2 separate regions of the Homo sapiens genome follow, and region 1 is linked to region 2. A link is a contact called in ENCODE Hi-C or POLR2A ChIA-PET data. All regions are on one chromosome and are shown on one strand. The core of a region is the stretch at or near the end of the contact, and the rest is flanking DNA. Distances in the headings are between cores, read along the strand shown. Region 1 has its middle 28 kb from the start of FILNC1. Region 2 overlaps LINC02941 (long intergenic non-protein coding RNA 2941).

The links. A loop is a pair of places that touch in the nucleus more often than their neighbours do. ChIA-PET counts read pairs that join two places held with the same protein, here RNA polymerase II (POLR2A). Pooled maps may share reads with other maps.
Region 1: a pooled map of ovary shows a loop between it and region 2 (2.2-fold over the local background). The contact joins two enhancer-like sites. A Hi-C loop is called at or near these places in 1 of 168 maps with a recorded cell type or tissue (chondrocyte) and 1 of 50 pooled maps. POLR2A ChIA-PET finds 5 or more read pairs at or near these places in 1 of 52 experiments (AG04450).

Annotation. Positions count from the first base shown.
Region 1 is chr6:139,740,277-139,746,769 of GRCh38, forward strand. No RefSeq gene overlaps it. Among named protein-coding and RNA genes, the nearest start is that of FILNC1, 28 kb to the right of the region's middle. Within about 2 kb of position 3,500, at least 2 of the 41 ENCODE cell types and tissues checked have a DNase peak (open chromatin) inside an H3K27ac peak, as active enhancers do.
Region 2 is chr6:140,074,726-140,080,812 of GRCh38, forward strand. The region is part of intron 1 of LINC02941 (long intergenic non-protein coding RNA 2941); the gene reads left to right. The region is part of intron 2 of LOC107986652 (a long non-coding RNA gene); the gene reads right to left. Among named protein-coding and RNA genes, the nearest start is that of LINC02941, 100 kb to the left of the region's middle. Within about 2 kb of position 4,671, at least 8 of the 41 ENCODE cell types and tissues checked have a DNase peak (open chromatin) inside an H3K27ac peak, as active enhancers do.

The sequences.
Region 1 (6,493 bases), core at 2,250-4,749, 340 kb before region 2:
GGAGCTACTCTAGGGAGGAAGAAGCAGCCCACAAAGACTGTTTTCTTCAGAAGACAGCACCCAGATCAGTGGATGGATATAAATATTAAATCAAAGGCTTTTCTTTTCTTTTCCTTTCTTTGCTTTCCTTTCTTTATCCCTTCCTTCCTTCCTTCCTTCCTTCCTTCCTTCCTTCCTTCCTTCCTTCTTCCTTCTTCTTCCTTTCTCTTTTTTCTTAGAGACGAGGTCTCACTCTGTTGCCCTGGCTGGAATGCAGTGGTGAAACATTTTCCTACTTCAGCTCCCTCTTACTCTTGAGAATGTCTCATCTTCTCAGATTCATTTCAGATAGCTTTGAGAATCCTCTGGACAAAGTTTCATGTTTGGAAGAGGCTTCTCAGCTACTCTCTGTGTTCTGTCCAGCATGTGTCTCCTCTCTAGTTCTGATTCACTGTGGCAATATCATTGGTTGAGGCCACTGATTGATCAAAAACCTAGAGCCACTTCATGACATACTTCCTTCTTTCCAAATGCAGCTGTAGGCTACTCCTGCTGTCTACTCAAAGAAGAATTCTAGCCCTGATATGCTGCCTGTAGTCGACTTGTGTCTAAACCCCAATATAAGCTGTATACAGTAGATTAGGATTAACCTGTGATCCTAACATCTTATGTAGAGATTTGCGTTATTGTTTCTTCTCTTCAGTGTACATGTTGTGTCAAAGAACTCAGTATTGAGTGCCTGGCGGCTAGAGGAATATATGAAAAACTGACAATGTGATGTGGTGTATTCAAATTGGCCCCACCCTCTGACACCATCTTATTGTCTTTGAGTCAAACCTTTGTTTCCTGAATCTCTCTTCCATGGGTTAGCCTGACTCTACTACTTCCACTGGCTTGAGAGACACATCTGAATCCTAGGGTTGTCATAGCACATGTCCTAAAATTTAGAATTCTGATACATAAGGAAAAATGTTTTAATAGTTAGAGTTAGCTTCTCAAGTGGAATGTGGTAGCTCGAGAAAGAATAACCCTCCTTCCAATAGAAATATGCAAACAGAGGCTCAGCACCTATGTGAGGGATGTTAGGGAAATAATTCTGTTTGAAGGAAAGGCAGAAGTGTGGACTAAGTATCTGTCATAGTCCATTTTCTGTTGCTATAACAGAACACCACAGACTGGGTAATTTATAAAGGATAGAGGTTTATTTAGCTCATGATTCTGGAGCCTAGAAAGTGCAAGGTAAGGTGGCCACATTTAGTGAGGGTCTTCTTGCTGTATCAAGACATCACATGGCTAGAGAACAAGAGCGTGTGTGTCAGTTCAGGTCTCTCTTCTTATAAAGCCACCAGTCCCATCCTGGGGGGCCCACTCTGATGACCTCATCTAGTCCTAAATACGTCCCAAAGTCTCCACCTCCAATCAGCATAATAAATTTCAGGCTTAAGTTTCCAATATATAAAATTTGGAAGACACATTCAAACCATAGCAGAATCCAATAAGGTCCTTCTCATCTATAATGAGGTGCTGTTTGGGCAATTCTGCTACTATATTGGCATCCTTGACAGGATAAGTAATTTAATTAATAGCAGTGATAGTGAGAAGAGGGAGCAAATGCACATGTGCATGCGCAGACCCATGGAACACTATATAATGCTCCTTTGTCAAGAATTTTTTTTTTTTTTTGAGATGGAGTCTCGTTCTGTTGCCCAGGCTGGAGTGCAGTGGTGTGATCTTGGCTCACTGCAACCTCCACCTCCTGGGCTCAAGCAATTCTCCTGCCTCAGCTTCCTGACTAGCTGGGATGCACCCACCACTACACCCAGGTAATTTTTTTATTTTCAGTAGAGACAGGGTTTCTCTATGTTGGCCAGGCTGGTCTCGAGCTCCTGACCTCAAGTGATCTGCCTGCCTCGGTTTGGTTCTTTCTTCAGTCTTCTCTTAGGGATTACTTAACACTGTTAAAAGAAGTTCAGCAGTCATTGTTACACTCAGTAACTTAAATATAGAACATAATAAATATGTGTGTTAGTGAGTCTGGAGAGTTGCCACTTTCTATTCACTTACTATCTTACACTACAAGTTGTCCTTTTAAAAGTCCATTTGCATTGTCTCTCCAAATGGAGGGCAGGGCTCATGGCTTACCCTGTCTTGTGATCCTCAGGGATCCTAGCTTTTTCTTTGCCTAACCATAGAAGATGCTCGTTAATGATTGAAGTCTACCGTTTGTTTTATCCAGGAGAGATTGTGATACTCACTGTGCTAGATTTAAAATGGCTCTGTTATCTCTGAGACTTGGGAAGTCTGTTTTTAATGTATAAGAGAAAAGGTTTTGAGTTGTACAGGATTTTGATTTTTTTTCCCTGTACCATGCAGCTCAGAAGTAAAATAGTTTAGGTCAAAATAAATTGAACAAGAAGAAAGAAGACCTTGCATTCTAGTGCTAGTCTTAGTAATTTCTAGACATATGGTTTTGGACAAATTAATTGACTTCTTTTGAAACTCTGTTTCTTCATCTGTAAAGACTATTTAAATTGAAATATAGTGGTACTATTTACTTAGTGAAGGACAAAGAGATGTTTACATACTGTACTCAAAAGGTCGAACAGATGGGATTATTTTAGATTGAAAGCTCATGTGTGGGAGTCATGCCTTTTGTAAGCCACATAAATTCTCATGGGGTCTGGTAACTTACTGTGTGCCCAGCAGGAACCCAAAAAGTCTTGTCATGGTGATAAATATGACACCATTTAATAAGGTCACATTTAACACAAGGAGAAACTTGGGAAAGAAAACAAAACAAAAATCTAGACCTCATCCCTAGGTACTTTGTATGACTTTGGACAGGTTACTTTACCCCTCTGAACTCTTCAATTGATTCATAAAAAGAACCAAATGCTTAGAAGGGGAGGGCAGGCATATAAATGGAATAGTAGAAAAGATTACTGAGCCCATGAGGTGGGAAGTATAGTACTCTGAAATGTATGACACCCTGAAATTGTTGGCCTCCTATATGTATTCTCTTCAAAGGGAGAGACTCCCCAGAAAAATTACTGTTGGACAATACTTGTCAAGACATTTATGGGAGCTGCTTTGGATACATGGTATGCTTGAATTGAGAAGGAGCTTAAAGATATTTTAGATTAACCTCTTAATTTTACACATGGAAAAAGAAAGTCTCAAGGAAGTTATACAAATTCTTTAAAATTATATAATGTGTGAGAGAGCTAGCACTAGATTTGCAAGGCTGTGAGCCATTGGGGAATTCAAGTTTGTTTGTTTTGACCTATTTTGCTTTTTTTTGAGTTTAAGTGGCAGAAGGTAATCTTATTTTCTTGGTGCCTTACTTTTCAAGAGGCCTTGTCAATGCCCCCTCATTTCTTGTCTGTAGAAACTAAATAAATCAAAAAAGGAATTAATTTCACAAACATATTATGTGCTAGCCATTCAGTACCCATTGTTGGGCATTGGTAATACAAACTTGCTACAAGGCACTTGTTGTCCTTGGATAGATTTTTGTTTTCATTCCTTCACATTGTTAACATTGAGCAATCTGCTTAGTCAGGAAAAGGCAACACATTGTAAAGGTATGCAGATATAAAAAAGTAGGAGTCCGGTGTATGATTCATTCCTATAGTAGCCTTGGTGTAGCCCAGTCCAAAGGACAATTTCCTCCATTAGACATTAACTACCATCAATTTCTTCTCTCATGAAATAAACAGATTCTGTCTTGGAAATAGAAATTTTCTCTGCTAATGAGCTTTTTACTACTTGGGAGTCTTCTATTTCAATCTGAGACTAAAAGATAGAAGGAGAGGCTTCTCAGGGAGCAGGAAATGGAAATGACAGTAGACCCTAACTCCCTCTCCACCTGTGCATGGATATGGAAAAGGGCTTTGAAAAAGGCACCACTTATAATAGCACAGTCCAGGGAACTGGGTGTCAAAGTCAATGCCTGTGATGGGAGAGCTGCTCATGCTTCTTACAATGTCTTGAATACTCTTAATCCTTTTGCAAATACTTGCTTCGTTGTAAGACAAGTCAAAGCAGATATGACGATGTCTTAGCTGAGGAAGAAATTGTGGCTTCTTGGATGCAGTATGGCAAAGAGGATTGTCTTTTAAGAATAATAAAAAAGAGTTTTTTTCATTTAAATCTGGTCTAGGAAAAATATCCTCTTGAAACTCTTTTTACTATTAGTTTTGTTTTCTAAAAAACACTGATCTGAACAAGATTAAATAAGCAAATCAATGGCTTTCTGGGTTTAAAGCAACTGAATTCCTACTGATCTCCCTTTATACTGAAATTTCAACATAGATTCTTCACAAGAGAAGAAAGATGAACTGAATCCCATATGACACTCAAGAAGATGTAGGACAAGCAAATAAAAGTGGTCCCAGGGGAGAAAATAATATTCCCAGCCCTGCAAATGATTCGCTTCTGCCCTATAGTTTGACTCTTCCAAAATCTGGTTTTCAAAACAAATTAGTCCACCTCTGAAAAAGGCATGCCGACTTTCCAACTGACAATTATAAAAGTGACCCTGTCTACAAACATCTGATGAGTGAGTGTCTAGGTTATAGAAACAGAGATACCCTCTTCCAACTGTAATATTTCGGTTAATAGGCTCTGTTTAGAAGATTAATTCTTAATGTCATCATTCATGAATTACAGGGAATGAAAAACAGGAGGAAGGGAAGCAGAGAAGGATGTGCTAATGTTACGATGTTTTATAATATTTTCAAACCCTAAGTTCTTCTACCGATCGGACCATGTCACTTAAATTTAAGGCTCTAATAACATTGGCTTCCAGAAATATTTTCACTTGTATGACTTCACTTATCCTTGATGCCAGAGTTCAAAAGGGTGTATAAATAAGACGGGAGGAAGGACACATTATCACAGACCAATAAAAATGACAACAAAAATACCTCAAAGCTCTTAACAAGTATAAAGCTAGAAATGATCTGAGTCTTGTGAAAAATACTGATTAACACAAAAATGATTTTAAAAGCAATATTCAGAGAAAGTACAGTAATGGAGACCTGGTCCTGGCACAGATAGTGTTACCTTAAAAATATATCACAGAGAATGTATAATTATTGACTGTATTTATAAATCTTCTCTATCCAGGATCTTCACATCACCAGTATGATGGAATTGAAGCCCAAGATTGGTAATGTTATGGTAGGAAAACATTCACTTTCTTTAACTCATGTTAAGTATCTAAACAGAAAATTTCATTTTTATAACATAGGAATTTTGTATATTTGGTTTGCAAAATCTGTTTCGTTCTCCAAAATATGGAAAGCTATGGAAAATGGGGAATGTCTCCCCCTTACCCTAGAAAAATAGATATAAGTTAATATTGCTCCAGTTTTTTTTAAGTAGACTGCAGAAAAAAAAGAAGCTAGTGATCTTAATACAATTTTTTAAAAACTTTCTAGAAAATTGTATTGAGCTTATCAGCTTGTTTTCATGACTGTGAGTATTGAACATAGAAAGTGGTGATAATTAGAAATCAGCATTGACTTATTAAAACAATTCATGCCAAAGTAAATTAGTTGCATTTTTATAGTCTTCAGTGCAGAATTTAATGGAGTATTGGGTTATACATATAGAAATACATGGAAATAAAATATGGTGAGTTTATGTGAATTAATAACTGGCTGAAGACCTATAACCAAGAACCACCATAAGACAATTTGTGTCCAGTGTCAGGGGGTCTCTATTGGTTTGCAACAAGACTTAGTACTGGGCTGGAACTGTTGAATGTTTTTATCAATAAATGTAATGATGAAGTAGAAGTCGGGCATATCCGTTCTGTGTCAAGTACCAAACTTGGCAATATACAGAGGCCACACTGTGTGACTGAAAGAATGAAGGGCTTGCAACTCCTAGGGGAGTTTGAATTCCACTTCTTCACTTACTAACTGCTTGGCCCTTGACCTCCAGTTTTTTCATTTGCAAAATGGTAACTGCCTTGCAGGACTGTGAAGATCACAATAATTCATGGATATGAAGTGTTTAACTTGGTGCTTGGCACAAAGCAAATTCTGTTTTCCCTGGCTTTCTCCTCCTCTCTTTCTTGTAAAGTGGATTTTTAAATAAATTTAACTGAGTCACCTAGTGGTTTGGTTCACATTGAATTACAGTCTTAAACAATAAATGATTCCAGTGTATAAACCTCTATATCACTTATATGCATGGTTAAAGAGGACCTTATCCTTTATGAAGGATGAATTCAGACATCGCTATTAGCAATTTCTGGTTTATTCTTTCAATGTTTCCACTTAGCAGAAATGCACACACATACTTATTACATGTTATTTCCCCTTCTTTCTACACAGAAGTTAATGTGATAATTTTCTTTCACGAAGGTGCCAATTTGCAGTTTTCTCACTTAATGCATCTTGGAAATCAAGATGTCAATATAATGAGTTTATGCATTTTCAGTAATGAACCTAGTCACTTGGTCCAGATTTTGCAGGTCAGCAGGAATTTTCCAGGCAGATGG
Region 2 (6,087 bases), core at 3,421-5,920:
TCACTATACATCCATGCCTCTTTCAATTCTGACAGTGAGTCAAACCCAATTTTTCTTTTTTTTTTTTTTTGAGATGGGGTTCTTGCTCTGTTGCCCAGGCTGGAGTGCAGTGGCGTGATCTCAGCTCACTGACACCTCTGCCTCCAGGGTTCAAGCAATTCTCGTGCCTCAGCCTCCCGAGTAGCTGGGATTACAGGCATGTGCCACCATGCCCAGCTAATTTTTGTATTTTTAGTAGAGATGAGGTTTCACCATGTTGGCCAGGCTGGTCACAAACTCCTGACCTCAGGTGATCCACCCATCTCGGCCTCCCAAAGTGCTGGGATTACAGGCATGAGCCACAGCGCCCAGCCAGCCAATCGTTTTTTAAGATAAATTTTGGCTCCAGGAGGAAGAGCCTGAGTGTCTTCCCTGCAAAGGCTTTGACTCAACACCAGCTCAGATTCTGCTGCTGGAGACAGAATCTCACCTAGAGGTATGTCCTTGTTTTAGTGGATTGCCTTGGGTTTTTCCTCCTGACCTTTTGTCTGGAGTATAGCCTTATACAGAACAACAGTGGCAGATAAGAAAAATGGGAGTTTGAGGTTCCCATTAAGGACAATGGAAAGGTTCATTAATGGCAATGGAAAGGTTCATTAAGGGCAATGTGAAGAGAATTGCCTTGTTTTGGAGGCAGTGGGAGCCACTGAAATTTTTGCAATGAACCTATTGTCTGAGACACTGAAATGTTTTTTGAATGAATGAATGCATAAGAGATGATTTAGAGAGAGAGAGATACCTGGATTGGTTGGTTAAAGAAGAAGACGGCTATTAGCTTATTTCCTAAAAGGGAATCATTAATTAGATATGAAGGTGGAAAAGGACATAGAAAAGAAGGAATGATGGCAGACAAAGTGGCACCTAATTGAACTCAGTAGATATATTTTACATTAAAGTAGTGCTTCCCAAGCTTTAACATATGTAAGAATTATCAACAGAACTTGCAAACAGACTGATTCCTTGGCCCCTACCCCCAGAGATTCTGATTTAGAGGTCTGAGGCAAGCCCCAAGCATTTGTATTTTACTAAGCCAGCTCCCAAGATGATGCCGATGCTGCTGGTCTGAGGACCACACCTGTAATAACGTTGTATTTGGGCTTGGAAAGCTAGAATATTTTGTTTTCGATTTTGGTTCTTCCACTTACTGCCTGTGATATCTTAAGCAAATCTATTACCTTTTCCAAGTAATAGATTAATACTTAAAACACCATAATGTATCATTTGCTCAGGGATCTTGTTAAATTGCAGATTCTGATTCAGTTGGTCTGGGATGGAGGCTGAGCTTCTGTATTTCTGAAAGTCTCGCAGGTGACAGCCATGCTACTGGTTCATGAACTGGACTACTATTAGCAAGTACCTAGGCATTATTTCCCCATACTTCACATATTTATTACAATTAAATAAAAATATATAGATAGAAACAGTTTGAAAATTGTGGAGCAAAATGTAAATGTAAGGTGATAGTAGTGAATTGATGAAGACAGGAAATGGAAAAAGATGACTGAATTTTAAGCTGACTAGGGGAATTTTGGCACATACATAGAAATAAAGAAGTCAGGAAGGACATCTGGTTTAACAGAATGTGGATTTTGGGGGGAAAGTAGCAGGCAGTTGAAAACGTAAGACAGGAATAAGCTTGAGAAATAATTTAATCTTGAAATAAGAATTTTGGAGTTGTACACATATGATTGAAAGATATTTCTGTATATATGGGTATATAGAAAAAAAGAGAATAAGTAGAGAATCTGGGAAGAGATACCAGTTGGAAGATGTGAGAAGGAAGAGGTACTATTGGAAGATAGAGCATAGTTTAGCACCTTGTCATAGAGACATTACTTGTCTAACCCCAGGCTGTATCAACAGATTGTATATCCTCCTGATTGAGGATAACAGTCTATTGCATTTCCTAGGCATTCCCCCACTTAGAAATTATTGAAGCATCCCATTTGTGTATGATTTTTGTGGGCAGCGATTCCAAGAATGGTGGAAGATACGTTTCTAAGACTTACGAGTTCCTTGGACCAGGTCATAAGCATTTAGAAAATAGAGTAATTGAGGGAGATCATGAATTGTATAGAAGTGAGGGATTCTGCAATTGAATATCCTTGCCTCATCAATCAATTCAGATACTTGGACATCTATGAAGCTCAAGACAAAATGTAGTTCAATACCTTACTAGGAGGAGCATTTTCACAGAGATAAATTATCCACTAGGGAGAATAATAAGTAGAATTACATGCCTATTAATAGTTGCATAATTTTAAAAGAAAAGAGCATGATTTGTTTAAGACACTAGTGTGTTTGACTCTGTCATGGTGATGTTTTGGTCATTTTCTTAAGGATGCTTCCAAATAATGGCCTCAGATACTGAAAAAGGTTAATAAGAATTCTGGCTGGATGTGGTGGCTCACACATGTAATCCCAACACTTTGGGAGGCTGAGGTAGGAGGCTCTCTTGAGGCCAGAAATTCAAGACACACCAGGGCAACAGAGTGAGACCCCATCTCTACGAAAAAATAAAAACAAAAACAAAACAACAACAATAACAAAAACAATAAAATCAACTGGGTGTGGTCCTGCATGCCTGTAGTCCCAGCTGCTGAGGTGGGAGGACAGATTGAGCCTAGGAGCACGAGGCTGCAGAGAGCTGTGATTGTACTACTGCACTCCAGCCTGGGTGACAAAGCAAGACACTGTCTGAAAAAAGAAAAAAAAAATGTTTTCTTTTTTTCTTTCCCATAATTCACTGGCTCGTTTGCTTTTTGGGTACTTTTAATTTTCCCTCTAAATTTCAAAGTACTAGGTGTTAAAATCTGGACATTTGAAAGTTTGATTTGCAATCATCTAAACTCCTAAAAAACAGAGGTCTCTTTCTAACATTGATTTACTCTCAGAGGGTCACTCATAAACATATTCATTACAGGCACACTCCACGAATATTCAATAATACATCAATCACTAAGCTGTTTATGTTAAGAGACACAATTGAAATTGAACAATATAACTCAATAAAATTACTGGTCTTTTTATTTATTCATCCAAATCCTAGTTGCTCAGTCATTGTAAACAGATCCATTGGAAACAATTCACTTTTCTATTGTTTCAGGATTGATCTTCTCAAACACATGATTATTCTTAATTCAGACAAAATATTTCATTTCTTTAAGTACACCAGAAGGAATTAGAGCCAGCTGAATGCAATAAGAGAAGAGGAAGGAAGACGCTCAGTAAAAGGAAATCAAACCTGTTTACAAGTCTGGATCTAAACACTTGTGAGATTTGTGGTTTTGGAAACTACGTTCATATGTTAGAGGAGAAAATGATGAATACTGGATAAACATGGGTTTAAATGGCCTAGGCCAGATTCTTATTCCTCTTTGCACCCTAAGTATCTCTTTTAAACAAAGAGTTTCACTTAATTTCAAAAAGACCACATGCAGACAAAAGATCAATGAACAGCAGAGTGACAGAGAAATTCAATTTTTCCGAGAATGTTGATATATCTACCATCCAGAAGACAATTTAAAATATGGAAGCACTCATAAAAACAATTAATGTATGTAGTCATCATGAGATACACCAAATTATCATCTCATACTAGTGGTAAATCTTGGTTTCCTAAATCTGTTTTTTGTTTCCCGTTCTTCCACTTTGAATATATGATACTGCAAATATGCTAAACAGGGCCCTTGGGCAAATTAGAAACAGAGGTTGGCAAAAATATTAGGAATTTTTTTGTTTCAATTTAAAATGTGTTTTTTTAGAACGTAAAAAACTTAATATAAGTGTATTCTGGAATCATAAGGATGAACATCAACTAAACGAGTCCTGTCCTGGAACTCTAGTGCCCTTTGGCATATGTATTTATTTATCTACATTTTAAACTTAATAATTTTTTAAAAGTATGAGGACAGCTGGGTTGAAGCTATTCAATATGCAGTCATTTTGGATCAATGTGACTTCAAGTGATGGGTTACCAGAAAAGATGCTGGACTGTAAGAGTTTTTGAATTTGTGGGCTTAGGAATTTTGATGACTAAAAAAATAAAAAAAAAAGGCTAAAGGGAATTGGCATTTAAATTCCATGTGGCTGAGCTTTTTAGTTGCATTCAGACACTTCTATTTTTATTTCTTCAAGCTGGGCCTGTTTCCAAGAAGGAAGCTGTGGAATTATTGCTCTTACTCCCACATTTAGTGCAATCCCTTACAATACTAAGGATAGGTCAGATTTTTGCCCGTCCCCTGCATTAAACCTACAAGTAGATCAGATTTCAGGATAAGCAACAAGCAAAAAAGGACAAAAAAATTTCAAGTGAAACATTTGAACCAGCTTGACTTGAATTAGGGTCGAATCAACTGCATAATCTAATGTTCATAGAGTGCTTTGTCTTTAGAACCTGGCTGGTTTTACCCTATAACATTTAAGTTATTCTTCCATTTATTCTTTTTCTTCTTCTCTTCTTCCTTTTATTTTTATTACCCCACTGTGTTCCTATACATTTAAAAGGTTAGCTGTTTTTGTTTTATGCAATGGAAAAACTGTTGTTGAAGTTTTAGCCTTGAAAAGCACTGACTGTACCTAAAAACGGAAAGAAAGCACTCCTTTGCCTTGCCTCCCATTGGTTGTTTGGAAACAGCTGTTTGACGCCAAGTTTGTACTTCACTCTTATCAGCTCATTTGGTGAGATCAGAATGTGCCTGAATAACTCTGAAGGTTAAAATATGTTGACTGAATTTTCTGCTGCCACCATTCAGCAGCAGCTAGGCTATGCCTCTCATGATCATGACACGTAGTGGAAATTTTCCTGGCTTCTATACATCATCATCTCTGCCTGGTGAGTGTCATACTGAGGATGAGCACAGCAGGACGGCCTGCCAATGGGCCTGACAGAGCTGGCCTACGAACATATGGAATTGTGCTTCCAATGGAAAGCACACTATTTGCATTGACTTGTCATCATTCAGGGACCAAATTTTTTATTTTTGCCTTTTTATCAACCATTGGTGTCTTGTTTAGGGCATCTATAACTTTTTTTTTTTCAGAGAAAATTGGGCATTACGATTTTCTTACTCAATCTCATAATCATTTTAAGCATTCCAAAAATTATACTCCACTGGTCCTGACTGCTACTTAAATTGTATGCGTTCTTTCCAGTCCTTATTTACAATTTAACTCCAAATGCTTCATAGTACAAACAGAAGAGCCTTTGATTTTGATTTTTTTAATCATTCAATCTTACAGAATTGAATCATGCCATATTGTTATTTTTGCTCAGCAATTAGAAAATACTCACTGTCCAACAGTCCAAGAACTTTTAAGTATTACAAAATCCTTTTCCGTAATCTCATGTTAACAATACAGCCTTAGTTTAGAAGCATTTTCTAAAAGATGTTAAGCATTAACCTTGTAATTTGTGGTGTGCTTATATTTATCGCCAAATAATTTGCAGCATTTTGTCAGTTATTTATCTAGTTATTTATATGTTTATCTGATGCCTATGCTGAAATATTCAAGGGCTTTTACAAGTGTGCTGTGTTAGCAGAAAATACTGTTCAAGGGAGAAAAAAATATTCTTTTTCACTTGACTACTTCAATACAGCAACTACAGTAGTTACTGTATGACTTATTGAACAACCATTAGAAGGAAAGAGATGAAATAGATCAGCCAATCCCCTAAGTCATAGATACTGAATATCTACTTCGTGTGGGTTTATGTCTAAGATATCATGGGAGCTCCACAAAATATATAACTGTTACCCAAATGGCAAAATAGTGAACTTGGGATCAACATAAATTTTAAAAGGCTTGTACCTAATTTTTATTCTTTTTTGTTCCTCAAGTTCTTTTAAACTTAGAGCTTCCCTGGGCCTCAACCAGTGCCAGCTGGGCAAAAATTCAATAACCTATGTGGAGATCATTATTGACCAAACATGTTATCAGATTTAGATGGTTTGATATGCAATTATTCTGAAGACCAATTAAATATCACACACTGTGGTCATTAATAGACAAAATTGTATTCTTATATGAATGATACATCTTAGTTTC